Regions from separate parts of the Mus musculus genome. Here region 2 is linked to region 1. A link is a loop called in an ENCODE intact Hi-C map of the cell type or tissue named here. Cell type or tissue: left cerebral cortex. All regions are shown on one strand. Links, peaks and the distances in the headings refer to the core of each region. The heading gives the core; the rest is flanking DNA.

Evidence for each region. Hi-C counts contacts between places; a loop is a spot of excess contacts. Peaks named below come from ENCODE experiments on the same cell type or tissue, not always from the same donor. Only the 100,000 strongest peaks of a DNase experiment are listed, where the experiment ranks them.
Region 2: it touches region 1 in a loop (2.8-fold over the local background); 6 of 42 quality-filtered maps call a loop at or near these places.

The regions. Positions count from the first base shown.
Region 1 is chr3:82,135,292-82,151,194 of GRCm38, reverse strand. Gucy1a1 (guanylate cyclase 1, soluble, alpha 1) reads left to right here and starts at 5,249. Exons shown (of 9, transcript NM_021896.6): 1 at 5,249-5,523. It overlaps Gm29921 (a long non-coding RNA gene), which reads left to right. Exons shown (of 9, transcript XR_867373.2): 7 at 1,629-1,803; 8 at 4,427-4,547; 9 at 4,646-4,797. In left cerebral cortex, for the core only: a CTCF peak has its summit at 6,968; DNase peaks (open chromatin) are centred at 6,097, 6,394, 6,585 and 7,647; H3K4me3 peaks cover 2,311 bases; H3K27ac peaks cover 1,132 bases.
Region 2 is chr3:82,066,978-82,082,880 of GRCm38, reverse strand. It overlaps Gucy1b1 (guanylate cyclase 1, soluble, beta 1), which reads left to right and starts at 8,170. Exons shown (of 14, transcript NM_017469.4): 1 at 8,170-8,309; 2 at 8,810-8,883. The coding sequence starts at 8,307. In left cerebral cortex, for the core only: CTCF peaks have their summits at 8,224 and 9,071; DNase peaks (open chromatin) are centred at 8,148 and 8,956; H3K4me3 peaks cover 1,098 bases; H3K27ac peaks cover 1,033 bases.

The sequences.
Region 1 (15,903 bases), core at 5,942-8,441:
TATATATATATATATATATATATATATATATATATATATATATAGAGAGAGAGAGAGAGAGAGAGAGAGAGAGAGAGAGCATCAAACACTCAAACACATATAAACCAAAATCTATCTTCCAATGTTCAATTAATTTACGGAGCTTGGAGTCCTTGTAAAAATGTAAGGTTTGGGTAAGAGTGACCAGGCTAGAGGGGGAAAGCATTACTGAAAAGAAAGGAAATGAGGAGCCCACTTAAAATAAGCTGTTAATTATAGATATCTTCTTATAGATTTTCGTTATTCTTTCTCGTAGAAATCATGGGCTTACTTTGCTGAATTCTTGCTTTAAAACTAGTCAGCATTTTTTATGGGGTATTTTAGGTATTTACATTTCAAATGTTATCCCCTTTTCCTGTTTTCCCTCAGGAGCCCCATCCCATCCCCTCTCCCCCTGCTTCTATGAGGATGCTCCCCCTCCCACCTACTCCCACCTCACCACCCTGGCATTCCCCTAGGACTCTCCTCCAATTGATGTCAGACAATGCTATCCTCTGCTACATATGCAGCTGGAGCCATGGGTCCCTCCAAGTGTACTCTTTGGTTGGTGGTTTAGTCCCTAGGAGCTCTGGAGGTACTGGTTGGTTGATATTGTTGCTTTTCCTATGGGGTTGCAAACCCCCTCAGCTCCTTCAATCCTTTCTCTAGCTCCTCCATTGGGGTCTCCTTACTCAATCCAATGGTTGTCTGTGAGCATCCATCTCTGTATTTGTCAGGCTCTGGCAGAGACTCTCAGGAGACAGCTATATCAGGCTCCTGTCATCAAGCACTCCTTGGTATCTGCAATAGTGTCGGGGTTTGGTGTCTATATATGAGATGGATCCCCAGGTAGGGCAGTCTCTGGATGGTCTTTCCATTAGTCTCTGCTCCACACTTTGTTCTTCCACATTTCCTTTAGACAGGAGCCATTCTTGGTTTAAAATTTGGAAATGAGTGTGTGAACCCATCCCCAAACTGGGGGGGGGGGGTCTTGCTTAACCTCTCAATATGGTCTCTACAGGTTCTCCCTCCCATTTGTTAGGCATTCTAGCTAATCTCTAGTCAACTTTCATTTGTGAGGAATATTTTATGGATCTACCATGAGGACCTGAGTTCAAATCCCAAGAACCCACATATAAATGAGTGATTAGGGCTCTCACTGGAGATTGCTGGCCACTGATTTAGCTTCAATTTCTGTTAGAGACCTTATTTTAAGGGAATAAAGTAGGCAGCATCAAAAACAGCTACCTAATATCCTCCTCTGTTCTCTGGGCATGTACATACATCACATACAAATACTACTCTCTCTCTCTCTCTCTCTCTCTCTCTCTCTCTCACACACACACACACACACACACACACACACACACAAATACTTCTCTCTCTCTCCCTCTCTCTCCCCCCCTCTCTCACTCCCCTCTCTCTCGCTCACATATCTTTCTATCTTTCCCACCCTTTCTCCTTCTATCTCTCTTTTTTTCCTACACACACACACACACACACACACACACACACACACACACACACAGAGGACTTTTTGAATTTTCTAGTTCCATGTTGCTTAACAGTCTTGGCACCAGTCTGCCTGTTTCATTCGCTTCAACATGCAGAAAGAAGATATAAGGATAAAGCTTCAAGACTCAGCTGAGAAATCTCTGCTAAACATGGAACATTATTATGGCCACATGCTATACACTTTGGCTAAACGTCTTAGCACTGTGTAGCAGGGGTGCTCTTCCAGAAAGTCTCCCTTAACACTTCGCCCACTGCCATCTACATCCACAGGTAATGCTCAGTTTATCTTTTTATCCACAGTCTGTTCCTAATATTTATGTGTTCTCTAACCTGACAGGTTTTAATTCCACCATGATTCTTACCTGAGATCCCTACCAACATTCATATTTGCATTTCTTTTGAAACTGTTATTGACAAAAATCTAGGCTTTTCAAAAGCTGACTAGATAAAATTTGCCCATACTCTACTATTTTCTATTTCCAAAGACATTTATTTGTTCAATTACAGCCTGCCTACCATACTATCAAAATACTCAGTGAATTTCCTGTTTGTTGTCATAACAAATAACTCCTAATAGTGCTTTAAAAAGTCAGAGTTGCTAACTGATGAGACTGAAATCAGGGTGACAAGGAGGCATCTTTCTTTTTTGGACAATCCACGATAAAATAATTTCCCTTTATCCCTTTTGGGGCAGCAGCATTCTAGCTTCTTCCCATTCTCAAGGCTGGAAAGCATCCATGAAGCCTTTCTCCCACAGTCTCACTCCTGCTGTCTTACTTAGTCTCCATCTTCCTGTCTCCTTTCTTTTATAAGGATCTGTATAATTACACTGGATCCACATAGGCACCATGGTGTAATTTCATCTGCACCCTTTGTTTCCCTTTCATTTTATTCTTATTTTGAAGATAAAATCACTTTCATAGGCTTTTTTGGTTCAACAAGAGAAACCACAGAAATCCTGGGAGACTTGATACATTTTAAAATAAATAGTGGATCACTCAAGAAGTAAGAGTGGATATTTAAAAATCCTAGAGTCAAATGCAAATGAGGGACCAACAAGATAATGGAATCTACAGAACACTGGGGGGGGGGGATGCGGGGGGTGGGGGGAGAAGGAGGAGGAGAAGAAAGGGAGAGGGACTGGGAGAAGGAGAGAGGGAGAGGGATAGAGTTTCAAACAAACAACTTAATGATACAGCTCAAGGCTCTTGAAAAGCAACAAGAAATCAATGTCAAACCCAGTAGATGGCAAGAGATAAGAGATTAGCAAAGAAATAGGAATAGAATTGGGAATGAAATAGAGACTAAAAGAACAACACACAAAACCAAACAGACAAGAGTTCTTTGTAAAAGATAATAAGATTGAGAATCCATTAGCCAATCTGTCAAAAACAAGGAAGAAGAAACAACCCATCAAAATGAGACCTGAAAACAGTGTACATGTAACAGAGCCTAATAAAATTCAGAATCCCATTAGGGGATATTCTGAAGACATAAACCTCCACAAGCTAAAAAAATTTAGAAGTTTATGAGTGTTTAAATGCATAATATCTATCAAAATTAAAGCCAGAAGATACAAATAATATAAACAAATCCATTACAAACAATGAAGTTGGAACTAAAGTTTCCCCTTCCAGGAAAGCCCAGGACAGGACAGATTTGCTGCTCAACTCTATGACCCTTTATTCATTTAAATTCCATTTTTTTCATTAAACTTCATTATTAAGAACTTATGGGGAAAAAATGCGGAAACTTAACCAGGCCAAAAGTCATCACAATGAACTTCTGTGCCGTTGGAATAGCCAGTGGAAGCTGTGAACTTCCTAATTATTCCAGTATATTCACTGTCGAATATATTTTTATGTACTTATTGCTTATAATGGGTCTATTTAACTTATTGACATTTTTGCAAAGGGAGAGGAGGTTATAGAGGGCTCGGTTTGCACTGAGAAACTGTATTTGTTAACATTTATGGTAAACTCTCATGACTTTGCTATTTGTCCCTAGCTTGCCTCCTCTCCATACACACACATCTTTACCTGGTTGGTTGAATTCCTTTTTTCCTTTTCTCTTTCTCTCTTCCCAATCCTGACTACTAGGAAAGCCTTTGAACAGAAAAAGTTGACAAAAAGCCTAGTCCCACATTACTGACATTCCTGAAAGCTGCCCCAACCCCCCTCACCTGAAGTCAGCACTCACCAAGGCCTCCCTCAGGAGTTCTGCATGTGGCAGACGCATCCTTTTTTTTTTTTTTTTTTTTTTTTTTTTTTTTTGCCTACAGTTTATACAAAACTTCCTTGCCATAGTCTTCCTGAGACTTCTTCTGTTTTCTATTCTCAATAGAGTGAAGACACATGGGCTTTCCCCTACATGCCATCCTTATATCAGTGTCAGATCTGAAGATGCTGTAAGACTAAAGTGTCCCTTATCTGCTCAGCACGTCCTATCTCAGAAGGGAAGGACCATGGGAAAGAGGGACATCAGTGTAGAAAGGTAGCTCAGGAGTCCTTACATGAACAGTACAGCAGAGACAGCACCCTGTGCCCTCTGCATCCTCCTGCACTCCACTCACCTTTACCTTCTACCCCATCTTATCTCCTGGCCACCACACCACCACCTTGCCACCTGCCTGTGGCCCTTTGTTCAGTCTCCTCTGCTACCAACAAGCAGTTCCTTCCACATATCCTCTTGCAAAACTGAAGGGCCCTTCAAGATCCCACACTGACACCATTATTTCAGAAACATTTTATCTGTCAGAGGGATGCCCCCCCCCCCACATGAATGTTTCTGTCATGTTTTATTTACTTTAAAACTGATAGGGCTGGCTGCTTTACATTATGAGTCCCTTTGTTTTTGTTTCCTTTTGGGCCTTACGTTCATGGTCTGAGAATAGATTTCACTTTTCCTGCTGAACTAAGAGAAGTTCATGAATTGCTCTGGGAGTAAGAGAAGCTTTGGAAATGACAAGAAAATAACAACAAAACCCAAAACAGAACCAGCAAAGGACCTACGAGGTTTGGTTCCATCTTAAGGCCAAAGTTTCCCTGGTTCCTGTAGCTGTCTTGGCATTTCTGGCTAATTCTGTTTCTGTCTACTCCCATCCATTCTTTAGGACAATTCTTATGGTTGTTTTCACTGGACAAAACGTTTCTCATATGAGTGGGGCCTCCTCAGTGAGACCAGAGTCGATGATGAGTCGAAAGTAGATATGTCAAGATAACTTTTTGTCTTAGACTTCTTGGACTTGGAGGATTAAAAAGACACCAGGAGTAAGTGTGTGTGTGTGTGTGTGTGTGTGTGTGTGCATTTTTGTGTGTACACATATGTGTGTATGAACAATGATTTAAAAATAAAAGAACAGTTATGCACACACACATGCATTAACAGCAAATAGGGCTGAGTGTAGTGAACCAAATAGAGGCAAGACCTTACTCAAAAAAAAAAAAATATTCTTGTGACCACAAAATTACCTTTGAAATGAGTAGAGTAGCCTCAAACCTAAAAGCCAGGCCACCAAAGCCACCCAAGGAGAAAGAAAGTTCCCCACCAGGTTTCAGATTCAGGAAACTACAGTGGTTCTGCACCAGCTTGTACTAGAGAAAATGTTTTTAGTTTTAATGTGCCAACTTTTCAACTTTTCTTAGAGTCTCTTTTTTTCTCTTCCTTGTCCCCTTCCCTGCTATGTGTGTGTGTGTGTGTGTGTGTGTGTGTGTGTGTGTGTGTGTGTGTGTGTGTGTGTGTGTCTGCCTTTGGTGGTTTGGAGGATGGCGACTGGGCGGGAGCAGACTCAGTTCTCTAGCTGAGCCTGGGAGAAGTGGGAGGGACTCAGAGCCGCGGGTTTCTCACACACCGCCTTCTAGGCAGCCCTCCTCCAGTGCCTGCCAGCCGGACCGGACCCCAAGGCGAAGAGCAGCAGTGCACAGCCTGGGGAGCCAGCGGAGCAAAGACACCTTTGGCCCGATGCCCCTGGCCTCCTGTGATCGCATCATGGTGGGTTCGCTCAGCTGTTTGCTTTTCTACTGTTTGGGGACTGGAGAAGGGGACGAGGCACGGTACTGAGACGTGGGAAGAAGTCCTGTGCGGCAGGGAAGAGACAGACTAGAATTCTTTGGGTCATGGCAGGGAAAAACAAAGGCGAGAAGTGACTACAGCACGGTGGGAACCAGCTCTGGGGGTGTTTCGTGGGTCCCTCCGCGCCACTAGCGCAGGTTAACCATGATGTGCTCTGTGTGGCCTTGAGTGCCCTGGGTGAACCCGCTCGGGACCGACAGGTGCGACTCCAGTGTCACCTCTCAGTCCATCACCAGCGCCACCGCCCTTCATCTGTGATCTAGTGCGGCTGTGCTCTGCTGGGTGGCAGCTCCAGGAGGTTGCGGTCCCCAGGTCTGGATATCACTAAGTAAGTGATAGCGGTGCCCTCGCTGGCCGGCCGGGACTCCCTGTGCATACAGCCCTCTACCAAGTCTTGGCTAAATCCTTTCCCACACCCTCCCCTGATCTCGTTCACCCCTGGGAAGCAAGATCACTGTTCCCACGCTGGGGAGAAGCGAGGAAGGGACTCCCGGGAGGGATAGCGGTCAGGGAGCAGCTATGGCTGAGCTCTGTGGTCCCGCAGTGGGAACGTGCGAGGCGTGGGCGACTGTCTCCCACGCAAGGCCGCCAGCCCTGGGCAGCTGGGTGGCATCCTTCACTCGGGAGCAATTCAAGGACGCCAGGACCTAAGAGTCCAGCTTGTGGCCCTCATGCGGGCTTTCCTCCGAGGATGGAGGAGCTGCTCAAAGCCCCAGAGTATACAAACTGCAAAGTTCCAGCCACTGCTGGGACCAGAGCAAAGTGTGCCTGCACAAAGGGTATGTGAGTGTGACTGCTTCTAAGCTGCTTTTCTCTTATTATTGACTGAGATGCATTGGAAGGTAATGGCCAGGCATCACAACATTCTCCCGGGCCTATCTGAGTTGACAGCCTGTCCTGGGTCCACAGTGTTATCTCTAAGTGAGTTTTGTGTGAGGGGCTGCATCCCAGTGTGGTCACATGATTCCAGGGTATGGGTTTCCTGAGCCTTTCTTTTGCTTTCTGGGAGTTATTCCTTCGTTTTGCATTTAAAAAGCACTTTACATTTTCTGAGGTAAATCAAATGGCTGCCAGCTCGCTCTCAGAAGTGATTAGATGCCTCTTGATTTCCAACATATTGCATGGTTTAGAGGAAGATAGATTACCTACATTTAAATTATCATAATGGTTTTTTAGGGTCATCGGTTCCAAAATAATTCTTGTCTATATTCGGACTAGTGCCAGGCTTAGTCGGAGCCCTGCTCACCTTTTCTATTGCATGCTCTCGGAGACACTTCAAGATGAGCAGTTTTGAGTTTTTGTTCATAATGAAAGAAAGAGCAATCTGTTGTTTTTCCTAGACTGTTGTCCCCCTTCAGGAAGTATCATGTCAGGTAGCAGTGATCAAGGGTGGCAAAGGACGATGACATGAAACTGGAGTTCTGAAGCAACTCTAGTACTTGGCCTTTACCGATTATTAAATGGTCTGGTCCATGTATTTATTTGAGGAGTCTTGTAGTCTCAGAAACTATACTCAAATATTTGAGCTGTTGCACTTTTAGGGAGATGGAAAAAACTCCGCTGCAGTACTGGCATTTAGAACCCCACAGCAAAATAACGACAGAAGTTAACACCGATAAGCTGAACATTTTCTGGTCCGAATCTTAGCCTCTGTACAAAAGGGTGTGGATGCAGACTAGCAGAAGACTTCAAGGGTTGTGCTACATACAATAGCTAAACATTTCAAATGCTGGTGAGGAGCAGGAGGGTGAGGAAACTGTATACACTACCTGGGAAAATGTAAACTTGGGAAGCTACTGTGGATGTCAGAATGGAGGTTCCTCAACATACCTAAAAATAGAAATACCACATGATTGAGCTCTACTCCTTCAGGTATATACAGGAAAGAGTTTGTGTCAGCCCACTGCTGAGATAATTACTAGACCCAGTAGCCAAGATATGGAGCCGTTCCAGTGCCTAGCAACAAGTGAATGGATGAAGATCATGCGGGATGTGTGCATGCTGGGTAGTTACACATTTGTTCCTCCATAGAGTGGAATAGAATTATGATGTTTTCATAGAAATGAATGGCAGTGGACAGCCGTAAGACATAACAGACATTCTCATATGCAGTCTAGAGTTCTATATGTGTATGAATGAAATGACTGTGAGAAGGGAGGGAAGGAGGGAGCCAAAGAGAAGAGGAGTGGAGACAAAGAGAACAACTGGATCTGTACAATGTGAAAACACAAGGAGAAACCATTTTAAGGAAAGAGAAGACCCACAGGATGGGGAGGGCAGTGGGCAACTCTGAACACTGTATACTATACACATACATATACACAAAAAGGCCACAATGAAATCCCATGCTTTGTATACTGAATAAACCAATAAAAGAAGAAAATTAATAGGAAATAGACTCATAAATAAAGTATTAAATGTATCGCTTAGCAAGCTTAGTGCTGTGATGTTTACTTAATAGAAGTGTGTGGTGCGTCGATGGGTAGATTTTGTTTCTACCTGCACAGTAAGATCGTTCCAGTTTAAGACAGAAAATAAAAATACATTTTTCTCACTGAAATATAAAGTAGTTTTGCTTACTATGGTGTCTCGCAATGCATGACACAGAAACAGCCTCATGAAGACCTCATTGTATATGTTCAGGTATCTTCTGCCATTTGAGCATGAGAAAAGAAATATGGAATTATGGTTTATATCCAGAAATGGGAAACAATTCACAGTACTTAGTGCCAGTGTCTCATAACTATGGCTTATTAGGAAATCTTGTTTCAAGACATTCTGAAAAGTTGTTTTAATGTGTAGACTTCCCTACAAGCTTAAATGATGACACTAAATTATGCTGTTATGAGTAATAGATCAGTAGAATACTTAGAGGATTAAAATTTCAATAATTTGTCATAGATATTTTCAGGCTTAAGAAACATCTTTTATTGAACAGTTAAAATCATGTAACACTGGATTGTATCAGAAACCATGAAAGAAACATGACTTCTCTTATTTACATTTGCTAGCACTACTTAGTGTGTGTCTAGGGGAGGGGAGAATATTGACTTTGTCTATAAGTTAGTTTAAGATAGCAGGATACGTTCTTCCAAGTCTCTAGTGAATTTTTAAGAAATAAACACCAAATAATTAGCTTTAAGAATGAGTCTCCTTAAGTGAGAGGAAACGGAAAGGTAGAGTAATATTTGGACAAAACAAAACAAACTCTATTATTGATGGGGGCAGGGAGAATTGTAGTAAATGGTGTTTTAGAATTACTTTCAGTGTCAGATGCTCAGGGAAATTGCTTGTTTTCCTTTGCTTTGGGAGGATATCCAACTTTTATGGAACTATTTTTATGCCACTTGATTAGAGCTATTCACCCGAGGGACTTTCCTCGGGCATCCTATGGGTTGTTTCTGCACATTTGTAGAAGGGATTGTCTCTCATTCGAGCCATCCATAGTGACAGCGATTGTTCTTTCCAGGCTGCCTAGGTCTAGCCTCTGCTGAATGACTGGGCAGCAGTTTCTTTAGCTGTCACACCTATATTTTTGAATCACTCAACTTAGTGGAGGCTGAGCTGCTTTCTTGTCCATCCTGTATCCTACCTGATTCCTCCTCTTCATTATAATTCTGATTTTCATTTATCTATTTTGTGGGTGTGTGCATGTACATAGGCATGTGCATGTATGGGTATGTTCATACCATGGCATACATGTGGAAGCCAGAGGATATCTTTCCGGTACCTGGTCATCTATTATGTGAGTCTAGGGATCAAGTTCACAACCTCAGCTGTTGTGTCAAGAACCTTTGCCTACTGAGCCATCGCATGAGCTTTCTTATTCTTTTATCTTTCTTCACTATATCTTGGAAGTACTTTATTATATATAATATATATTTTCCCCCCTCTGCTGTGAGTCTAGGTCAGCAGGCTTACACTTCCTCTAGCCTGTGCCTGTGGTTTTTAAGCTTCCTTGCCTGGCATGTTTTCTACCTAGTATTAATCGTTTGTTAAACCAGACCTTTCTTTCTATAAAATGGAAGCTAGCTCTGACTCACTTACCCACTACTCCTACATAGTAAGGATTAGCAAGAAGTCAACAAGAGAGGATGGTTGAAAGCAGGGTAGGTAAACTCCCACTTTCACTCTGAGGCCACCTTAGCTTTGTAACCCTTTCTGTTTTGTTACATGACACCGGAGATGTCTGTTTCAATATCTGCATCTCTAACCAACCCTAGCTCTCTATCATTGGATTCACAAAAACTTGCATGGCACACAGTAGGTGTCTAGAGCTATGATTTGCTGGTCCTGTGTTAAGGTATTTTGTGTCTCGTGCCTAAGGTTATATTATTCAAGAACAGCATGCAGAGCACAGTGCTTGTTTAGGGAACACTTGGGTGGATTGCTCAGAGCACGGCTGTGCCCGTGTCCTTCCGTGCTTTTACATAGACTCTTCTGCTTGTTCAGAACCACCTGATCTACGATTTCTGTCACCAATTGCACTCTCAACCATCATGCCTGTTACCCACCTCCACTATGCATGCATTGACCTTCTGAGCACTTCCTCTTCCTTTTAATCCAGACGAACAGAGGCTTTGCAGGCTGCTTTCCAGTCTTCCTATGTGGTCAGGGCTTCACTCAGCATCTACTAATGTGATTGGTCTATATTTAGCCTTGATCTTCGCCTCCTCTACTCTCTTAAAGGACCATCAAGTTCGGAGTCTCCTGTGGTTCTCAACACTTTAAGCCTCAACAACAACAAAAACAAACCCTTAAAAGATCCATCATCCTTTTTGAGCAAATCCTCCTGTCCTTTCAAAAACTTTCCTAACTTAAAACTACTTTATATCTTTCTTTCCCATTCTTCTCCTCTTTTTAAAGGTTTTCTATTTTTACCAGCCCAAAATTAGACTACAATTTCAACTTTGTTCCACTCCCAAATCTTTACCCAAAGATCCAAAAGACACTGTCAACTTCCTTGAAATGTCTGTTTTAAAGCCTTCCTTGCTGTGGCTGAAGCTAGAGGAGTAATTCAGCTGCCTCTACCACCAGCTGACCTGCTTTGCCTTTAGATCAATGGATACTTAATGGGTATCATTGATTTTTTTTTTTAAACACTGACAAGGCTGTGAAGTTAGATTTTCTTCTTGATTTATTATGTACCTATCATCTACACACAGTATACGTTCTAGATTTTTATCAATTTTTTTAGTTTATTCAGATAACCCTCAGTCTTTATTATTAGTAAAGTGATCATATTTCTTAATTTCAATTAGAAATATTGAGTTCACCTTTTACAAATTATTGTAAGGCTCCTTTGAGTTGGTCTTTCTTTGATAGGCCAGTTTTGAACATAAAGACTGTTTTCTTGCACCAAATGACATATTGCTTAGTTTTTAGTATTTATTTACTTTTGCTTTTTGAGTAAAATTCTTTTACATGTAACAGACCTTGTAATTTCTGAGATAATATTCAGAGATTTTATGCATATTGATGGGGGGCGCTATTCACTATAGGGAAATTTCTCCATTGAATGGACTTTTGGCTTCACAGTCAGTATAGCTCTCACCGCTGAGCACACACACATGTGAAGACTGTGGTAATGCTGTCAGGTGCACTGGTTCATCTCCACTGGATGCTGTATTGTAAATCCGCGCATCTGTCTCCATTTCTCTTTCCTTTCCTTTCTTCCTTCCTCTCCTTTTTACTTTGTTCTTCTCTCTCTTTCATTTTTCATTTCACATTCTTACTATAGCACTGATTCCCACATCTCTTTTGCATATTCTTTTACAAATGCATTACTTTCCCCCAAGTTTATGTCTGGCTGCCTGATTTGGACTCACTATGGCCTTGAACTTTCAATGCTCCTGCTTTGAAATACCTAGGGCTTGTATTAGAGGTGGGTTGCTCATATACCTGGTTTAATTTAGGAATTAAAATGCAGACTTAGCCACTTAGCACAACTATATTTAACTTTATTCTTAGCTGGTAATAATATTTCCTAATTCCAGGTAGAAAGATTGAGGTCACTTTTGACAAACTATTGTAAGGCTCATTTGAATGGGTTTTTCTTTGGTAACTCAAAAGAAATGTCAGAGTCTCTTTGTATTCCAATTTGATAATATAGATTGAACATTTCTCTCCATAAATGCATGAACAAATTTTAGCAGTATATAGTTTATCCCACTAGCTGTAGAATTAAGAGTAGGAGAGACCATCAACGTGGTCCCAGACACTTCTTTCTGTTTCAGGGTCATCAGTGAATTGATCCTCTTACAAGGCATTCTTGCAGGTTTCTTTCTTTTCTTAGTTTTAATTTGAATATTCCAAGAGTTTACCTGGTCATATTTCTGACTGGAATCTATTTCCATTTTTGGCAGATTGATAATAAGTAACTTTATGAAAAACCAACAGCAGTAACACTGGGTTCAATTATAATGAGCTGTAACCAACATGTCACATTTCACTGCTTAGATAGTTTTTTTTTTTTTTTTTTTTTTTTGGTTTTTTGGTTTTTTGAGACAGGGTTTCTCTATATAGCCCTGGCTGTCCTGGAACTCACTTTGTAGACCAGGCTGTACTGGAACTCAGAAATCCGCCTGTCTCTACCTCCCAAGTGCTGGGATTAAAGGTGTGTACCACCAACCACCGCCTGGCTGATGGTATGTTTTTAAGAATCATTTTGTAATCATGTGTGGTGTTAGTGTTGAGCTCTCTGGTGAGAGTCAGTGGAACACACTCTCATGTTGAAAGTCTTCTGATAGAGCTCACTGTATCAGAACTAGTGACCTAGCACTCATGATCCTCCTGCCTCAGCTTCCAGAGTATTATGATCACACTTACCCCACCCAAATGCACCACCATTGTAATTTTTAAAATACATTGGCAAGTTCACTATCAATGTATCAAATATATGGTCAATTACATTATCTCCCCCACAAATTCTGTTGGTACTCTGTAGTATATTTTTTCCCTTTCTTTGGACTTAAACTCACTTAGAAGGTTTTATCGCATTGTAAAACTGAAATGATATAATTCTTATCCTACCTTTTGTCTCAATATTAACATCCATGACACCGAGTCTAGAGTCACACAGACTGTCTGCGGATGCAGTACAATTTGACCTTCTTTGTCTCCTTGAAAGCAGAACACTTCCCACATCTAATAAAAACGCCATCATTACTGCTTTATCTAGCCACCAGTAACAGGAATCAAAAGACAATTTTTGTTATTGTAAGTTTCAAAAGCTTCGGTTCGTTTCATGCTTTGTAATTTACGATGCCCTTCTTAGCAGACCAGCCGCTCTTTTGTTCTTCACTCAATAAAGTTTATTACAGATTATTCTTGTCACTGGGGAGACACAACCACGTTGATGACACAGTCCTTGATTGGAAGGAATTTAAAGTCTGCACATGGCAGCTAGTGAAAGCAAGAAATAGTCTCGAAATTACACATGTCAGCCCTTAACGAGCAGCTTGATATGTGTGTGGCAGTTTTAATGGGTTCTGAAGAACTGAGAAGGGAGACAGCTCCGCAGTGGAAAAACTGAGGAACAAGTTCCAAGGACAAACCAGGACAAGGCCAGGGGATTGGATTCCACGCTTATATTTTAGCATACTGGGGAGTACGTGCCAGGCAGAGGACTAAGCAAGAGGCACTACAGGGAGCAAGCGAGTGGGCATGAGAGTAGCCCAGGCATTTTGCAAATCACAGCTCATTTTCTTTTGAGGCAAAGTCTTACTCTGACTGGCCTGGCCCTAACTCAAGTCTCAGTCCTTAGAGTAGCTACAACTGTGTATAACTGCCTGGTGGAACCTCTTCCTTAGGACAGAGCATTTCTGCTTACTCTGTCCTGGTGTTGTTGGTTTCTTCCTCTTTTCTTCTTCTTCTTCTTCTTCTTCTTCTTCTTCTTCTTCTTCTTCTTCTTCTTCTTCTTCTTCTTCTTCTTCTTCTTCTCCTTCTCCTTCTCCTTCTCCTTCTCCTTCTCCTTCTCCTTCTCCTTCTCCTTCTCCTTCTCCTTCTCCTTCTCCTTCTCCTTCTCCTTCTCCTTCTCCTTCTCCTTCTCCTTCTCCTTCTCCTTCTCCTTCTCTTCCTCCTCCTCCTCCTCCTCCTCCTCCTCCTCCTCCTCCTCCTTTCTTCTTTTTCCTCTAATTTTGGAAGAGCCACATCGTTTTCTGCTTTACAGTTTCAGCTTTCCTGTTGTCCAATTCTGAATTGCATGTCTTGTTACACATTTTCACAACACCCTGTACTTTCCCTGTATGTTCTCTTACTATATTATAATTGTATTTGGAATTGTCTTTTCCTCATTAGGATGATTTGGGTAGGAGATGTTAGCCTAAGCCCTCATTTTCTGCACAGACACTTAAGGAGAAGTGCTGAATGTCTCATAAGCGCACAGTGAAATGTGTGGGGTGATTTGTGAGGCTTGGAGCCATGAGATTATCTCGGAGTACGTTTGTGCAAGGCACTCAAGATAAGAAGGGATTAGATCACAAGACCAGGATGCTAGGCAGAGTATTTGCTTCATTAGGTAATGTTGAACTATACCATGCTTTTATAAAGTTGGGGGATGGGTGTTAAGGTGTACATATCAGTTTTGATTACACATTCATAAATCATTTCTAGTCTTCACAGTTCTAAATTTAATTTGGCAATTAATCATAATATTGTCTGGTATCTTTACATTCTGTTTCAGTCCTCTTACGAGGCTGTAAGAAATGGTCATAGACAGCAAAGCTTTCATTCATGAAGGATCCTAAAGAGCCCTAAGCATGCATACCATCATGCAAGGACTAAGTGGTGGGAGGCAAACATTCAAGCCTTGTCTGATGCTGTGTCTTCGTAGTAGTAAAATTCCTCGGCTTGAATTCTGCATGATTGGGTTAAGGATGCTTATTTTTCTAGTCTAAACACACACACACACACACACACACACACACACACACACACACACACACACACACACACACACAGAGAGAGAGAGAGAGAGAGAGAGAGAGAGAGAGAGAGAGAAATTGTTAAGTGCTTAGTCTTGGTTGTCAGTCACCGAAATGCAGCTTCAGAAATGCTTTCTTAGAAGCAGTTAAATATATATTAGAATAGTCTTCTTACCCTTGGTTTTGATTTCTGTAGATCTTATTTCTGAAAATATTAAATAGAAGATTTGAGAAATAAACAATCCTTAAGTTTTCTATAACTTCTATGGCAATGTATTATTATATAGTTTATTATAGCATAATATTTCCCATCTCTTGCTCTGTTCAATTTAGAAGTCAAATGTTATCATAGATATATGTATAGATAGTAAAAATAACAGCATGCATAACTTTGGTCTGAGAGTATTTATGATTTCAAGAATCTGAGAAATCTCTTAAAATGTTTCCCTATCAACAAAGGGATTATAGGATTGAGTTCCTATAGCACTGATAAAGAGACTTCAATATTTCATTGGCAGAGGTAATCTGTGAATCTGTGCATTTGTTATCAGGACACTTCATAAAAGTATCTGCTTGTGTAAAGTATTTAGAAGGTGGTACACATGGCAGGGAAGGAGATTTGGATAGACGCAATAAATTGATCAGCACTGGAGATTACAAAATTTAGGTCTTCCTACACAATATCCCTTTTGTTCTGTGCTCATTGGAGACAGAGCACCACCAAGTTGCCTAGGTTAGCCCCCAGTTCATTCTGTAACCCAAGCTGTCTTGAACTCAAGACTCTGCCTCTCAAGTGCTAGGACATTCCACTATAACTAACTCAAAACAAGGTATTTTTACACCAGATTGGCTGTATATGTTTGTAAATGTGATTGACATAGAGCAGAATTCTTTAAGACACTTTAAAATGTCTTGAAAGATATGCAGTCACTAATTATAGCTGGCATTCCTCCTTGCCCTCTTGGATGCCAAGTAGTAATTGAATGTGGCACAGCATCTATTTCTGAGTCTTCTTCTAGTGAATGGCTTTAGAGTAATTGTTATGCCCAAGATGTGTTGCCTTATGTTAAACATTCTGTAGTGTTTGGGAGAGAGGGGTGGTATTTTCTGATCGAGTTTGCATCTTACTTGAAATGCAAATCTTCTTAACTATTCTTTTCCTCATCTTCCTCCATCATAAGACTACAGGTTCCATTTGACTTAAACCTCTTACCGCCTTCAGCTCACTTGTAGGCATGGCCAAGAGCAAGTCCCAATATGGGGTACTACCCTTCATCCAGTTTCTGTCCTCCAGGTCCTGCCCTTAGCCATAAGTTCCTTTGGGTTGATGATGTCTTTTCGAATGTGCCTCTAGACTTCACAGAAAAACTTTTAT
Region 2 (15,903 bases), core at 6,725-9,224, 69 kb after region 1:
CCTCACTACTCCTTAAGTACTCTCTCTTTCCTGTCTGTCACCTTGAGAGCTGGGCATATCCTATCTTTGACTCATTTTGTCAAGTCTTTCTCTGGTTTGTCACTTTGTCTGCCCCTCACCTAGCTGTCACTTTCAAATTTGGCTGTCAACTTCACCTTAAAGGTGTATACTAAGGGTGTGTCTGTATTTCAGTGAGAGAAATTAAAGGTCTGTGGCATGTCTGCATTCCAGACAGATCATACAGACACAGTAGGTCTTTAGATGGAATTCCTTTTGAGCAGATATGTTGCTGGATTAAAAAAATCCCTCTATATAATTCCTTTAGACGGTTGTAATCCATACATCACATTGACCTGATGATTTCTTTATTTTTATAATACTTTTATTAAGGTAAGTATAATCTTTGTACAGTTTATGCTTCTCTCACCAACTTTTTAGTCTATTTTAAAGTTTTGTAAGCTATATAATCATGTTGTTTTACTCTGTTCTGTGTTCTTTTTGTTTAACTCAGCCATAGTTTGTTTCTGTCTATTACTATGTAGAACTATGATGAAAAAGACAAAAAAAAATTCTCTGAGCATTCTGGAGAGACAAACTTTTGAAAAAATAAGAAAAATTGTTTCTCTGGTAGAGAAGTGAGTTCTAATAATAATGAGGTTGTTTCTTCAACAAAACACAAGGCCAATAAGAGAATAGGAATTTGATATAGTCATAAGAGTTATGTATGAAGAAGTTCTGCTGATATTGGCAATCTGTAATATTTAACTGGAAATATAATCTGGACACTGATCTTAGGGCCTTAGTAAGCTTGGACTGCTGTTAGACATCCTGAAGGCATAATTTACCAACACATTATTGCTCACCAGTCCTGAGGCTGGTAATCCAAGACCACAGTGACAGCAAATTTAATTCCTGGTGAGGGCCCTGTGTCCTGATCCAATGTGCTGCTGGTTTAGGAAATAACCATTATATATTTTTTGAACATCTGATTCCGTGATTGGTAGATCTGTTTGGAAAGGTTACAGAGTAGTGAACTCTTGCTGGAGGAAGTACATTCCTGAGAGAAGACTTAGAGAGGTGGGGCCTTGTCCCACTTTCAGTTCATTCTTCAAGTTTATAATTGAAGATATGAACTCTCAGCTTTTTGTTCCAGTTGCTGTCTGCTATGCTTCTCCCACCATTATGGACTCTCTCTCTCTGCAAAAATAAGCTCACATAAATTCTTGCTTCTATAAATTGTCTCAATTGAATTTCATCACAGCAACAGAAAAGAAATAAATACACCTGCTTGTTCGCATATCTCTCTCACACAGTGGAGAAAAGCTTAGCCCCTCTCATCTTCTGTAAACTCTTGTCACATTTCACAAGCCCTGCTTCCATGCTTTTCTCTTCATCCACTTACCTGTCATGGACCCTGAATAACATCATATTGGCTCTCCTGGGTTTAATAAATAAATTTTAGAGGGGTATACACATTCAGGCCATGCATACTCTCTGAATTATTTCAGAATTTGTTTCAGAAACAAATCGCTAGCTAGAGTTTGCCACTATAACAAATTCCACAACTTTGGTGGGTTGTGACCATAGAAATTTTCATTTTGTAATTCTACAGACCAGACTTCCTAAAATCAAGGTGTCATCTAGGCTACTTTTAGGGGGAATTTCTAGAGGTAATCAACTCCTTGCAGCATCTAGACATCACCTGTGCCTGTTGGTTCACAGCCTCTTCAAACTATTGTTCCTACCTTTTACTTTAAATTCCCTTTTGAAATTTTGATTCAGTTTCAATACTTCAGAGAAATGTCCCCATATCAGTGTTCTTGAAATAATCACATTTTCTACCTGCCTATTACTGTGTCATTTGATAACTTCATAGGCTGTGGAGATGAGTGTATAGACTTTTGACAAGATAGGATCTTATTCTCTCTCCTATAAGTGCTAGCTCAGTACTGGTGACTCAGTTCTGTCAACTCTGCTGTTTTTACATGTGAGTAACTCTTTTCTTCCTGGAAGTCAGTTTTAATGTTCATTCAGATGGAAGAAACCACTGACTTCCACGGGACACCTAAAGAGTGAGTCTGCTCTTAAAGATCAATTATTCATGGGCATTTTAAATAGTCTCTTGGCAAGAATAAAACTGAAAGAAATCAATTCCAAAGACAAAATAAATAAGAGCTGCTCCACAAGCTGAATTCATTTAATTTAGAAGATAATGAATTAAGACAGACCCCAGAGTGGACTAACTTTGTTTCACATGGATTAATGGAATCACACACATCTGGGCCCACTGTTCTGTTGACATTGGCTACTGCTTCTTGAGCTCCATCGAGAATAAGGGAAGGGATGATGAATCCGGCTTATGTACGCTGTAATGCTGGTATGAGGTTTAAGTGCATTGTTTTTAACTCAAATGGAACATGTGTGAATAAGAATTATTTGTATTTTTAACAAACACAATACTTAAATGGATTATGAAGCTCCCAATTGATAAGAGTTTGCTACATGTAAAGCACTATATGTCCTTTAAAATATTGTTACATTGAATACCCTTGATTTCCTTATGTTAGAAGAAGAAATTAGTGTTTCATAAGATTCACAGTTGCCAAAGAGCAGGACTTCTGTGAATATCATTCTCTTGTCTCCTTCATGAATTTCTCTCTCATGGAGAATGTTTAATAGCCAATGAATTCAGTCAGTGATATGATAAAATAGAACATCAGATGTACATTATCATACCATATACACAGTCCTTTCATATATACTACTTCATCTCAAGAACACCATGAAAAAATGGATATAAGAATCCCATTTACAGAGCCTTAATTTTTTAGAGACATTAAGTGAAGCATAGAGAGTTGACCATGAATCTTTCAAACTTACATAGACAATTGCAGTTAATTCCCTTCTCAACTCTTTATAGCCATGTGGGTACAGTAACAAACATTGGCTGTTGATCCTAACATACAAAGGACAGCTTACTGTAAGGAAAGAAGCCTGGGTTTGAGTCAGTGCTCTCCAATGTGTCACTAGATGACTTTATTCACATGCCAGTCTTACTCCCCTGGTATGAGGTGAGAAAAGGAAAATAACTTTTACCTGATGTATACAAGAGGAGGTGATGGATACTGTCACTTTGTCACCTGCTAAGAATTTTAGGAGCAAAATTTGCTTTTAACTGAGTATCATGTTGTCTCACACTTTTCAACTGTGTGCTGATGCTCCCAAGAGCAGCATCGTTCACAGTCCTTTGCATGTGGGTAAACTGCCTTAGGGTTTTCTCTTCCCATTTTGCAGTTAGATATCCTTTGGCACATAGAGGAACTATAATATAGCGATACCAAAATTCACAGCTAACAATCTTTTAGGATGAGTTCTAAATGACTTCTTGTTCAAAGGGCATTTTTTGGAAGAATGCTATTGTTTGTATTCAATACAATTGTGTCTCATTTCAATGAAATTGCTGACATCAGAATTCTTAAAGACTGGCCAGGTGATTCGGCATCACCAGATGATGGTAGAGGGTGAGGGCATCATCAAATATGGACAGCCAACTGACAGGCAGCAAAGTAGTTCTAAATTATGTAATAAAGATTTTTTGAAAAAAGTGGAATTTACAAGGAACTACACAAATGAACTTAGAAGATTCAGGATCTCCTTTCAAGTTTTGACACAAAATGGTGTTCTTTAGTTTGTGGCCTTTTGCTTAATCAATTACTAACTAATGACATACAATCAATAAATAAATGCTTGATACTTAGGAAAATTTTCCAGAACAATTTTTCTTTTGATCATCCATGAATTGTTAAGAAAAATGACCAACTGATTGTTCTGGTTAGCTTCAGTGACTGATAGATAGAGCCTACTTACCACAGAATAGAGTCTCAATTGAGGTATTGTTCAAATCAGAATGACCAATGGACATGTTCAAGAGAGGTTGTCTTGATTTTAATTGATTTAGGAGATCCATGCCCACTCTGAAGAGTGCAATTCCCTCGGTGAGTAGTACTGGGCTGTATAAGAAAGCTAGTTAAACAGGAGCCTGTGCTAAACCCAAGCAAAGTTTCTTCAAGGTCTCTTGAGCTGTGGGGAAAGGGTATGTGATGATGATGTAGCCCATTTAGGGCTGAGCATTCCCCAGACTCTTATTCTTTGTTTGCTGATCCATCATGGTTCTCCCTCCATGTTATTCACCATCTACTACACGAAAAGTTTTTCTGATGATGGTTGAGAGATATTGCAAGAAGTCATTCGAAAATGTCTTAATGCTGTTTTTATTTAGCAGAATAATAATACTAGGGTCCATGACCCATCCAGGCATTTTGTTCCCATTTTGGACCCAGTTAATAGTACTATACATGTGTTCTTTCTTAAGAATCTAAGTAATTTGATTTTTATTTTCCTTTTATATAAAACCACATGGGAAGCTATCATTTTGAATCAGAATTCCTCTTTGTTCAAAGCATCCTGAAATCCTTGCATTAAGTTTTGGGTGAATTTTAGCATGATTTGTAAGAAGAGATATGAATATTGCATACCTATGTAATGCTGGTACCAGGAGCTCAAAGAAATAATAATAATAATTTGGTTTTGGACTTTGCCAGTTAAAGAAGCATGTGAATTGAAGCAAGTCATCCTCTAAGTCCTGGTTCAAATGACAACATGCTGCTCTTCAAACCCTGACTGCATTACAGGAAAAAAAGAGAAAAGTGTTATCATTCGTAAAGCACATGCACAGGTCTGAGGGTACTGCCTCCCGAGTGCTGGGATTAAAGGCATGTGCCACCACGCCCGGCCCCTATGCTCTCCAGAAGGCTTGTTACTCTCATATTGATTTGAAAAGCCTTGCACACAATAGTCCCCGTTAGGATTGCTCTTGTGCACTTTGAATTCAGATGCTGAGTTCTGTACCTCAAGATCAGGTTGCAGTCTGGACATGGGCATTGTAAGGACCAATGAGCTACAAAGAATGCTCCCCAGTAATCTCTGATTGGGTAAGAAATAGGCTAGAGCCTGTGACTGGGCATGAGGAAGAGGAAGGTGGGACTTGAGATTGAGTGGGGGACAGAATCTCAGCTTGGAGCCATGAGGAGAAGGGAAAAGGGAAGGGAAGGAGGAAGTGGCAGTGAGGCAGGATAGACCATGAGCATGTGACCAATAGAAAATTTCCCCGAGGATATACATGGAGCAGAGCCAACAGAGCAAGACTCACTTGGCAAGTAACATAGGGCATATAGCTGGGATATAGGATAGAGTAGCTCACACTCTGCCCAGTTTAGGCTTACAGCTCGTTAATAAAAACACTGGATTTCTGTGTGTGGAGGCTTGAGTATGCCTAGCCGATAGAGTGGCCCTATTTGGAGGTGCAGGCTTGTTGTAGTTGATGTGCCACTGTGGGCTTGGGCTTTAAAACCCTCAATCTAGCTGCCTGGAAGCCAATCTTCTCCAAGCTGCCCTCAGATGAAGAGATAGAATTCTCAGCTCGTAGTTCGCCATCTATGCCTGGACACTGCCATGCTCCCACCTTTATGATAATGGACTGGACCTCTGAACCTATAGGTCTACTCCAATTAAATGTCATTTAAGAGTTGTCTTGGTCATGGTGTCTCTTCACAGCAGTAAGACAATAACTAAGATATTGTGTCTTTTATTCTGGCTAGAGTGGGGCAGAACCCCCCACCATAAAATTATTTTTATAAATCTCATTATTATCAATTTTTAAACCTCCCAAAAATTGTTTCTATTAGCTGAAAATATGAGCCCCTCCAGCTGACATTCCTAAAAGCCACTCTTTACTTCCTGTTTATTTTCATCCAACAGACTGATCAGCAAACAGTGTTGGCTTTGAGGTCATCCAAGTCTATTCCTAAGTTCCTACCTCCCCCACCCCCCTTTAACTGATTCTCCTCAGCTTGGAACTTACAGAGAAGGATGCAGCATAATGTTTCTGTGAGTAAGACATAAGTTACTTACTTTCATAGTCTCGCTTCTGTGCTCCTCAGTCAACAGTAGTGTCACTGAGGTTGGTGGTCACACAAGTGTGGTCACCCTTTTGGGGCTCTGTATGGCTGTTGAGAACTCTCTTGGTTCTCAGAATCATGTGCTTTGTGGTATCTTGTGAATGGAATAAAAATTAGTAAAGGGCTAGTGAACAAAATGTGCCTGTAAATTCAGAGAGAGAGTGGGGGGGGGAGGGGGAGGGAGAGGGAGGGGTCAGAAAACAAACAACTTAAGCCATTTACAAGTACAAGTATGTGCTGACAGAGACAATACGTGCAAAAGACAATTGAATTAAAAATGAGAACGGACATTCAAATTAGAGAGATAGACACAGGAGCTGGAGGAAAGGAAGGAGGGTGTAAAGAAGGAGGGAGGAAAGGAAGGAGGGTGTAAAGAAGGAAGGAGAGTCTGAATGCTCCCCTCACATCTTTTCCAAGTGAATTTTTAGTGGTTTTCATGCCTAAAGAAATGCTTTTCTCTCCCTCTTTTCTGTCTAAGCATAGTGTAGGGCACATACCACTGTACAACGCCCACAGAGACAGTGCAGGTACTCTACTCTGCTTGTCATAGGAGAAGAGACAAAGGTAGCATATGTATGTGTATGGATATGTGTTGGAACCTTTTGATTCCAACAATTGTGGAATCAAAAGGTTCAGTAGGTGTTGTGTAGAAAACTTTTCTTGAGGAGACACAGTGAATATTTCTACTGTCTTTAGAGTGAGAAGCCAGGACAGATGAGTAATGATTACATCACTGTCCACCTTGGAGAACCAATGAGTTTTGGGACTATGGATGAGTGCATACTTACAGAAGGGACAGCTTGAAAGTAAGAAAGAGGAGAGAGAGAGAGAGAGAGAGAGAGAGAGAGAGAGAGAGAGAGAGAGGAAGGAAGAGAGAAAGAGAGAGAGGGGGAGGAAGGAAGGAAGAGAGAAAGAAAGAAAGAAAGAAAGAAAGAAAGAAAGAAAGAAAGAAAGAAAGAAAGAGGGAAGGAGAAAGGGAAGGAGGGAAGGAGGGAGGGAGGGAGAAAGACATACTGGAGAGGGATGAAATGTTCACACATTTGTAATGGGCCCTTGGATGGATGGATGGATGGATGGATGGATGGGTGGGTGGGTGGGTGGACTGATGGACAGACAGACAAACAGACAAAACAGAAATACAAGACAAATCTAAAACTTCTGGAATTCTAACTCCTGGGTTGTAATATGGCCTGTCCTGTAAAGTTCACAGACAAGATGGCTTAACGTTTTGCTCACAATTATGTTTGCACATGAAGTATCTATCCTCCAAGAAGATACATGAAGTATCTATCCTCCGAGAAGGTACTTGAGAGCATATTCCCCAGCTGGGAAATACCAGTTTGGAAACTTCTGGAAGCCTTTTTGGAGTTTGTAAGTAGACCACTGTGGGTGTCCTTGGGAACTGTAAGCCTCTACTGGGCCCACCTGTGTGTCTCTGTAATGAACTAAACAGCCTCGGCCATTCTCTCAGCCACCATGGAGTTGGGCTGTTCCACACGCCCCAAAGCAACGGAGACAAAAAAAAAAGCGAAAACAAAAACAAAAAACGATGGATCTCTAAAAACCACAGGCAAAAACATGAATTCTGCTGGTTAATGTCAGGTATTTTGTCTCAATGGCAAAAAGTCTAATGCAGTTGCTAAACCTCTTGTATATTACAAAACATCTTAGTTTGTGCACTTGATTATTAACTTAATTGACTAAAAGTAAAAATGTTAATTTTGTAGGATTAGCTATGTTTGCCAGCTGTTGCTAGGTAAAGCAACAGAGGAAATGTTTATGTGCATAACTACAAAAAACATGACGATGTTAATCAACACTGGGCGCGCGCGCGCGCACACACACACACACACACACACACACACACACACACACACACGCCCAAGCTCTAGGACATTAGAACAGATGTACGAGGATGACAATGACAATACCCCATCCATGCTGGAAGGAGCACAGCTGGTTCTGTTCTATCTGCCTTAAGGCCTCAAAAGAAATGACTTGTCACCAGACTGGGGCGGGAAAATGTTTGAGCACAGTAGCTCTGAGCCCATCTGAATTCCCTCCTCTGTCACTGATTGGCTAAGATATGGGAAGAAACAGCGCCCAGCCTCCTGCGGCTCCACTCGTCATTGGCTGAGAAGAGGTGGCAATCAGAGTTGGCCGAGACTGATGCCCTAGCTTCAGCTCTGTGCTGGTCTGGGAGCACTGTCGCCGCTGTAGTCGCTGTCTGGGTCCCTTCCGCGGTACTCTTGCCTGGAAGCTGCTTCCTAGGCTCCGGGCGCGGACACCATGGTGAGTGCTGTCAGGATGGTCAGCGGAACATCACACCTGAGCGGGTGGACCTTGACTGGCTAGAGAGCTGGCTGAGATGCAGAAACAAGCCCCAGGGCACACAGAGCGGAGGGCCGCGAGGAACAGCGCTTTTGGTGGGAGGTGGGGACATATGATCTGCTGGAGTGCTCCGAGTCTCTGGGTCTGGTTGGGTCCCCACCACTCAACCCCAGCCTCCAACTTCTGGGGATTCTGGGTTCCACGGGCAGGGTGGTGTGGGAAGCTCAGGGCTCAGGTTCCTGAGCTACCCCTGTTGCACCACGGTGACAGGTGAGCAGGGGTAAGAAGATGGGGGAGGGGAAAGGGACGACGAGAATTCAAAGATCCCGCAGAGTCCCCCCTTTTAGAATAGGGTACCCGAAAGCTTATCCTGAAGGCGAATGACAGGTCAGAGGCACCGGGTGGAAGACCGGGTTGCAAGGCGCGGGTCCTTGACCACGGTCTCTCTCTCTGCCCTTCAGTACGGTTTCGTGAACCATGCCCTGGAGCTGCTGGTGATCCGCAATTATGGTCCCGAGGTGTGGGAAGACATCAAGTAAGTGAACAGCCCCGCTCCCAGGGCCGCGCGTTGGCACCGAGCCCGCGCCCGCCCGCTTCCCTGGCTGCTCCCAGCAGGGTCGTGGTGCGCATCCTCCGGTCTCCTCTCCCACGCTCCGAAGCCGGGACCAGGAGAGGAGGGTAGGCCGGGGCGTGGCCGCGTGATCAAGCCCCTTGGGGTCGCTGCGGCCTCTTCACCCGGACTGAGCGTGGGAACACCCAGACAGGCAGAGCACTGTGACTCCCAGGCCAGGTTCAGAGGGTTGGCTAGCTCCCATGCAAGGGGACCTGGGGGCTTCCTGGGCCTCTGCAAGGTCTTAGGATCAGAGGCAGGAAATGAACAGAAGATTCGCTTTCTTTTGCGATTTGCACACCAGGAACACGTAATATGGTTAAATCATTTGGTTATGGTATAGTACACTCAAAGATTATTTCTCCAGTAAGTCATGAGAAACCGATATGTAATAAAGGGACATTTTCCCTTTAACTTGCCCAAATCACCCTTGCTTTGCTGTGTTTTCTTCTGGCAACCCTAGCAGGGCATCCTAGTTTCTGTAGAGCTTTGAGTCTGGTACTCAGATAAGACGAGAAAATAGACTTATCTGAGATTTTAAGGCCCAAGGCATCTCTTAAGCTTTCTGTAGGTCTAAGGAGGAGGTTTATTGGGGATTGAAGCCAGAACCTTGTCCTTGACAGGCAAACACAATGCCACTGAACTTTATGTCTGGCCTTTATGTTTTTGAGACGGGATCTCCCTACACACAGCGTAGGCTGTCCTGGAACTGCCAATCTTCTGCCCTCTCCTAGTGCAGGTTTTAGAGAAATGCATCATCAAGCCTAGCGGAGCATTGCAATCTAACAGACTTATCTTTCCCCCTCTCTCTTGTTGAAACTTGGATTTAACTCCTGTATATCTGAGTGCCACTACCAACTATAGTACAGTCACACACTGGAATTACCACGTTCTGTCTGGGTAGCGTTGGTGGGGATTAGAGAAGGACAGAGGGGAACAGGTTTCTATTATTTGTTGAGTTCCTGCACCCACCGATGCACATTCGTCCTTGCTATTTTTCTCAGCACCTTTTTATAAGCAATCAATTTCAACATGCCTCATTATGTAGTAAGAGGATGGTGATTTTCTGTGTGTATCTGTTTCCATAGAAATGACCAGGTCTATAATTTAAGCGTTAAAACCCAGCATCTCCCTCCAGCTCTCTTGTGTTTGAGCTTTAATTCACATTCCATAAGCCATCTGTGTTATCCACACTTGTATTATCCACAGGGCACTGCTGCATCCGATAAAAAAGAGGTCAGGATGTGGAAGTTATCATTTTTTCAAAGTAAATTCTAAGAAGGAAGGCTGCTTTGTGTTTGCAATTTTCTTTCAACTTTATTCTTTTCCTTCATAATTGTCATTTTCTCTGGAGACAGTATAGGAAAGGCAGACACCGAGAACAAGCCCTTCCAGGGCAACCAAGCATGGGGATGTCTGTAAGCCACTCTGTGACTGCACAAAGGCAGCATCCACATCCCCCAGACATTAACCTCTCATCTTTAAAACGGAAATCCCCAAAGTTCATGATGGATGAACTATAACAACAGATATGTTTAGGATTTAAAGAATACCAACATGTTTATCTTTAAAATTAAATTGTCAAGGGATTTGTTCATGGTGATTATAATCTAAAAATAAATACATTTTACTGATGATAACTTTCAAATGGTGGCTGAAAATAATACACATTACTTCAAGTAATTTGTACGTACATACATACATATATACATACATACACACACACACATACATACATACATACATACATACACATACACATACACACACAGAGGGAGGGAGGGAGAGGTAGAGGTAGAGACAGAGAGGAGATGAGACCAGTTCCTGTTATGTAGCTTTGGATGTGTGGAAATTACCATGCAGATGAGTTTAGCCTTGTTCTTCCTGTCTTCCTGTCCTTGCCTCTCATGTGTCTGGACCACAATCACGTGCTCTCACCATGAGAAGAAGTACCACTGAGCACGATTCTTAGGTTGATCGAGTGCTAATAATTACGAGCAAGGTCACATGGGTGGTTTTCTCTGCAATTACTTGTAAGGACAGTGCCCTTGTAATAGAGAAATAGAACCAGTGTTGGCTACCTGGTTGCTTGTTTTCTCTTTTTAGGAAGGCATCTTTTATTGTTGGCATGGGTGCAGTTTTGTATATTGCTGGGGAGTCTGGCTTGGGTCTCTGGATCTAGAGGATTAAAACTGTTCCTTGCTACCCTGCCTAGTTTCCCAACAGGTTGTTGAATGCCTCCTGGAAGAGCGTTTGCCTAATCAGCAAATGTCCACTAAGGATGAGGGAGATGTAACTGCTAAGGGTGCTGTCATGAAGGTGTCTCCTCCCCTTCCAGCCCAGCCCAGAGCATTTCTGCAGCTATTGGCCCAAGATGCTTTCCGTTTTAACTTCTTATGGAAAACAATATATGAGAGAACTTTTTATCCTTTTTCCCCATCTGTGTTATCCACACTTGTATTATCCACAGGGCACTGCTGCATCCGATAAAAAAAGAGGTCAGGATGTGGAAGTTACCATTTTATCAAACTAAATTCTAAGAAGGAAGACAACCTTTTTTGTCTTCCTTTATAATTTGTGAAAAACTATAAATAACTATAGGATGTTTTGTAATATTTTTGAAGTTTAATAAGAAGTGGGCATTCATTCTTTATGAGAAAGGAAGCAAAACATTAAATGACAAATAAAACTCTAAGTGTCAGGTTCCAGACAGAAAATTCTAGATGACTAAGAGCAGAAAATATCTCCTTGTAAACTCAGGGTCTGCACAGACTATGACCAATAGCATCACCACTTCACAAGCATGGTGTCTCTTCTTCTCAGGACAAAGAAAAATCGCTCAGGAACCTTCTCTTAAAAAGAAAGACAGAAAGGATTTAGTGTCTGTGCCCAAGTCTGGAGACCAGGCATTGTGAATGTATATGCATAACTACTCAAATGCAACAGTATAAACATGTAAGCATTGTAAGCTCTTATACTAGGCAACATCTGGATCCAACATCCCCACCCACTTCTGATCTACACAATAACATAAGAGGGCAAGAAGTTGCCTCAGATCTTGCTTTGCAAATTTTGAATCTTCAGATGATCCTCTTAAGAAGCTGATTCCTAAGTGATGAGAAAAAATATCTATCATCCATTTAGAAAATGTAATCAGATTTTATGTATATTAGATACAATCTAAAGGCTTGATAGGCCTTTCTCTATTATCCTGGTGTCAGCCCTGGTTGATGTGGTAATTGTATTGTGTCAGTGAGCTCTGAGATTCTTTGCCTACCTTGGAATTTATATGTATTCTAAAGCTGGATTCAAAAGGCTGGAAATTCTAAGATGGTTAAAAGTCTATTGAAAACAAGTGACAGCTGAAGATGTAGCTCAGTGGTAGGAGCCAATACCAAAACACCACACACACACACTCACACACACTCACACACACAAACACACACACATACACACACACTCTCACACACACACATACACACACACTCACACACACATACACACATGCACACACACATATACACACTCTCACACACACACATACACACACATACACACACTCACACACACATACACACATACACACACACACACACACACACACACACACACTCACACACACACACACACATGCACCCCTTTCAGAAAACTACTTCTTTGCCTACCCGTAAGCAGGACAAAGTATTGGTTACTTTGTGCCTGATTTTTCTGAGAAATTAGAGATAAGCAATTAGATGTAAATGCTGGCCTGAAAACTGTAAGTTCTATAATGATGTAATAGCTTTGTTAATTACTAGATTCTGTTGTCAATTTGCTGTCAGTCAATATGTTTTGTAGGGCTTTTGTCAATTTGCTACATACTTAATTCATTAGTCCTCCTTCTCTTTCGTCTATTGTCAAGCTTATCTTTAGTGAACATAGTTTAGTACTTCAGGCACTGAGGGTAGAAAAGCAAATGATGTCATTCTTGTCTTGAAAAGTCTGTGATATGAGGATATTTTTAGTCTTACTCATTTTTTATAAAATTTCTCTGTCACTCAAATAAGGAAATGACTTGACTGTTAGATAGCATGTACTGATCTTCCTCTTTGAAACTCATATATATATATAGTATAATTTGCTAATTAGGAATGAATATTAGGGTCCAAACAAGCATTCTTTAAGAAAGAAAGAAAGAAAGAAAGAAAGAAAGAAAGAAAGAAAGAAAGAAAGAAAGAAAGAAAAGAAAATTACATGGCTCCCTAACCTGCCTAAACTTTCCAAGTCTCAGTTATATGTGTAAAAAAGTTAATGTGTTAGGTTGTTGCAGTACATACAATATTGTCTGAAAAATGCTTAATGTGGTTCTTAAATAGCTTTGGAAGAAACAGTGACTATTGTTTTCCAATTCTCCCTGGTAACTGGGCTTTTCGTCATCTTTCTTCCGCAGCACACCTGAAAGATGTGAAGCTCCTTTTGAGTAAAGGCAGCCTGGGTCTAGGGGTGTGATGGATGCTAGAGAGCTTGCTTTAGCACCTCACACCCAAACAAAACACTAAGAACAGTTGTGTCTGCATGCTGTTTCCACCTAAGCGTTTCCTATCTTCTGGTGTAAGGCCTCAGGTCATTTCTCATTTCTCTCATCCCATTCATGCACTGGCTGCTCTAATTGGTTTTGAATTATCTCCTGGCCTTTCTTCTTTCCCCTTGGTCCTTATCATCTTCTCTTGCCCTACTCTAAAACAACCCTCTTGCCATGTCTGTCATGGGCTCATACTCCACATTGTACAGATTATTAGAAAATGATTATTTCACTATACCATCTACATTGCGATTCTTTAAGCCACTCCCCAGACCCTAATCCCTTCTGCTTTTTTACATTCATGATGGAATGAGTTATATTTCTACATATCTCTATACCACAGTTCAAGTAGGAAAAAGCCTATGCGTTTTTTAATATGGATGACACTTCATATTATAAAGGTATTTTCACCTTCTAGAGTTGTTTCCTTTGTATGTATTTTCAGCTGAGACCTGTAACATCCATTGGAAGAAGGAAATGACTTTCAAGCTCAGTGTGTTTGCCATTGTTGTGTTTCTTTTTTCCACTATGAAGTTGCATTTTGAAGAAATTAAATGACTGTCTGTCAAGAGCATTATGAGTAGGAAGGGACCACTCCTCTGATACCAGGCTTCAAGCTCCTACAAGTATTTTCCAAAGAGAGTTATCTAATATAAATATAAAATATTTATTTTATTACTCAAAACAACCCATGCAAAAAATTAAACAAAATTATATAAAGAAATTTATATAAAATATAAATAAATTAAATAAATAAGCTCTGGGTTAGGAATGAGACATTTTTCTGTAGTAAAATCTTCCAAGTTAACATGAAAGCCAGAGGAAGACTCAGAATGTATATTTGCTTGATGCTAGGGAACTGAATGCCTAATTGTGAACCACCTCACACAGCTGCTGGTGAGCTGTCTGAACTGGGTCTTCTAGAACCCAGACCACTTTGGGAACAACATGGTTCTTGTATGGTAAGGCAGACCATAGCATTGTTTTGATTGGTTTGTTTTATGATCTGCAGCAACCCTCTGGCTGCTCTTGGGAAGTGTTCATTGCCCAATATTCTTCTTTGTTGTGTGTTAAATGTATACCAGAACCATATTAGCTTGGTGTGTTTTTGTACATTGCAATGAGGACTATAAGAGAAACCAGAAAGACTTTCCTACTAAGTCAAGATTTGATGGCAGCAAACATTAACTAAACATGGCTGCTGTTTGCAAGAGCGATGTCCTTTGTATTCCATTTTTTTTCTCTAGAATCGGGGACCTGGCAAATGTTTCTGTCTAACATGTTGGAAGGGGATCGTTAGGGGTTGATGCTACGCAGATGTCTACAGGAAAGCACACTTAAGGAAATGAGTACTATAAAGAAGAATCTCCAGTTCAGTTCCCTAGCGACAGTGCAGACTTGAAGTCTTGCAGCTTTTGTGTTCACTGTTTTGCTTCTTTAAGCACTGAAGAAGAAACAGTAGGAGAACACTGCTGTTATTATTACTTGTATCTAGAAAAATATAAGACCTTTTTTCTTCATAAACTATGTCAATGATGGTAAGATCTAAGTATGACAGTGCAATTGAGGCTAAGGTCAATATGCATTATCCCATTTATCCTGAGCATCTCTCCTTGCGGACTGATCTCAGCTACTCAATCATGCTGAGGTTTAGAGTTTGGTACACATGGTCCCAGTTAGGGCTCCTTTTTCCCATATCCCCTCTTGGTTCCGTAAATATCTCCTTCTCAGCTTTGATATAGCACAGTGAGAGCTGTTAAAGGAACCATCTTATGTGTCCAGTCCAGCATGGTACCTTCCCTTTCTAGTACATGAGTTAGTTGATAATTATGCTTGAAATGATTCATTTAATATCTGACCCACCTCACTAGGATCTGGCCTTTTTACTATTCTTAGAGAAAACCCTTTCACACACCTGTCTGTATTTCTCTCTTTCTCCATGAAAATGATACATACATATGTCTATGAATTGTTTTACAGTATTAATTGAATAAAATAGAGAATATGTGAATAACACATATTTATCCTCTCTCTCTCTCTCTCTCTCTCTCTCTCTCTCTCTCTCTCTCTCTCTCTCTCTCTGTGTGTGTGTGTGTGTGTGTGTGTGTGTGTGTGTGTATCTAGATACTTAATTTGTAGGATGCTGGTCAAAGCTGGACTGTAGAGAAATACATGTCAGGCTGCAGTTAGGTTTGAGATAATGCCATTCCTTGAATGCTCTATCTCATTTATGTTGATTATTGTTTTTATATATGGATCTACCGTGCCCCAATGCTTCCCACTCATAACATCCCTAAATTGTCATATTCATTCCTTATTGTCACATTACAAATTGAGAGAAGAGGGAACATTAAACAACCTCCTTAAACACATAGCTATTCACA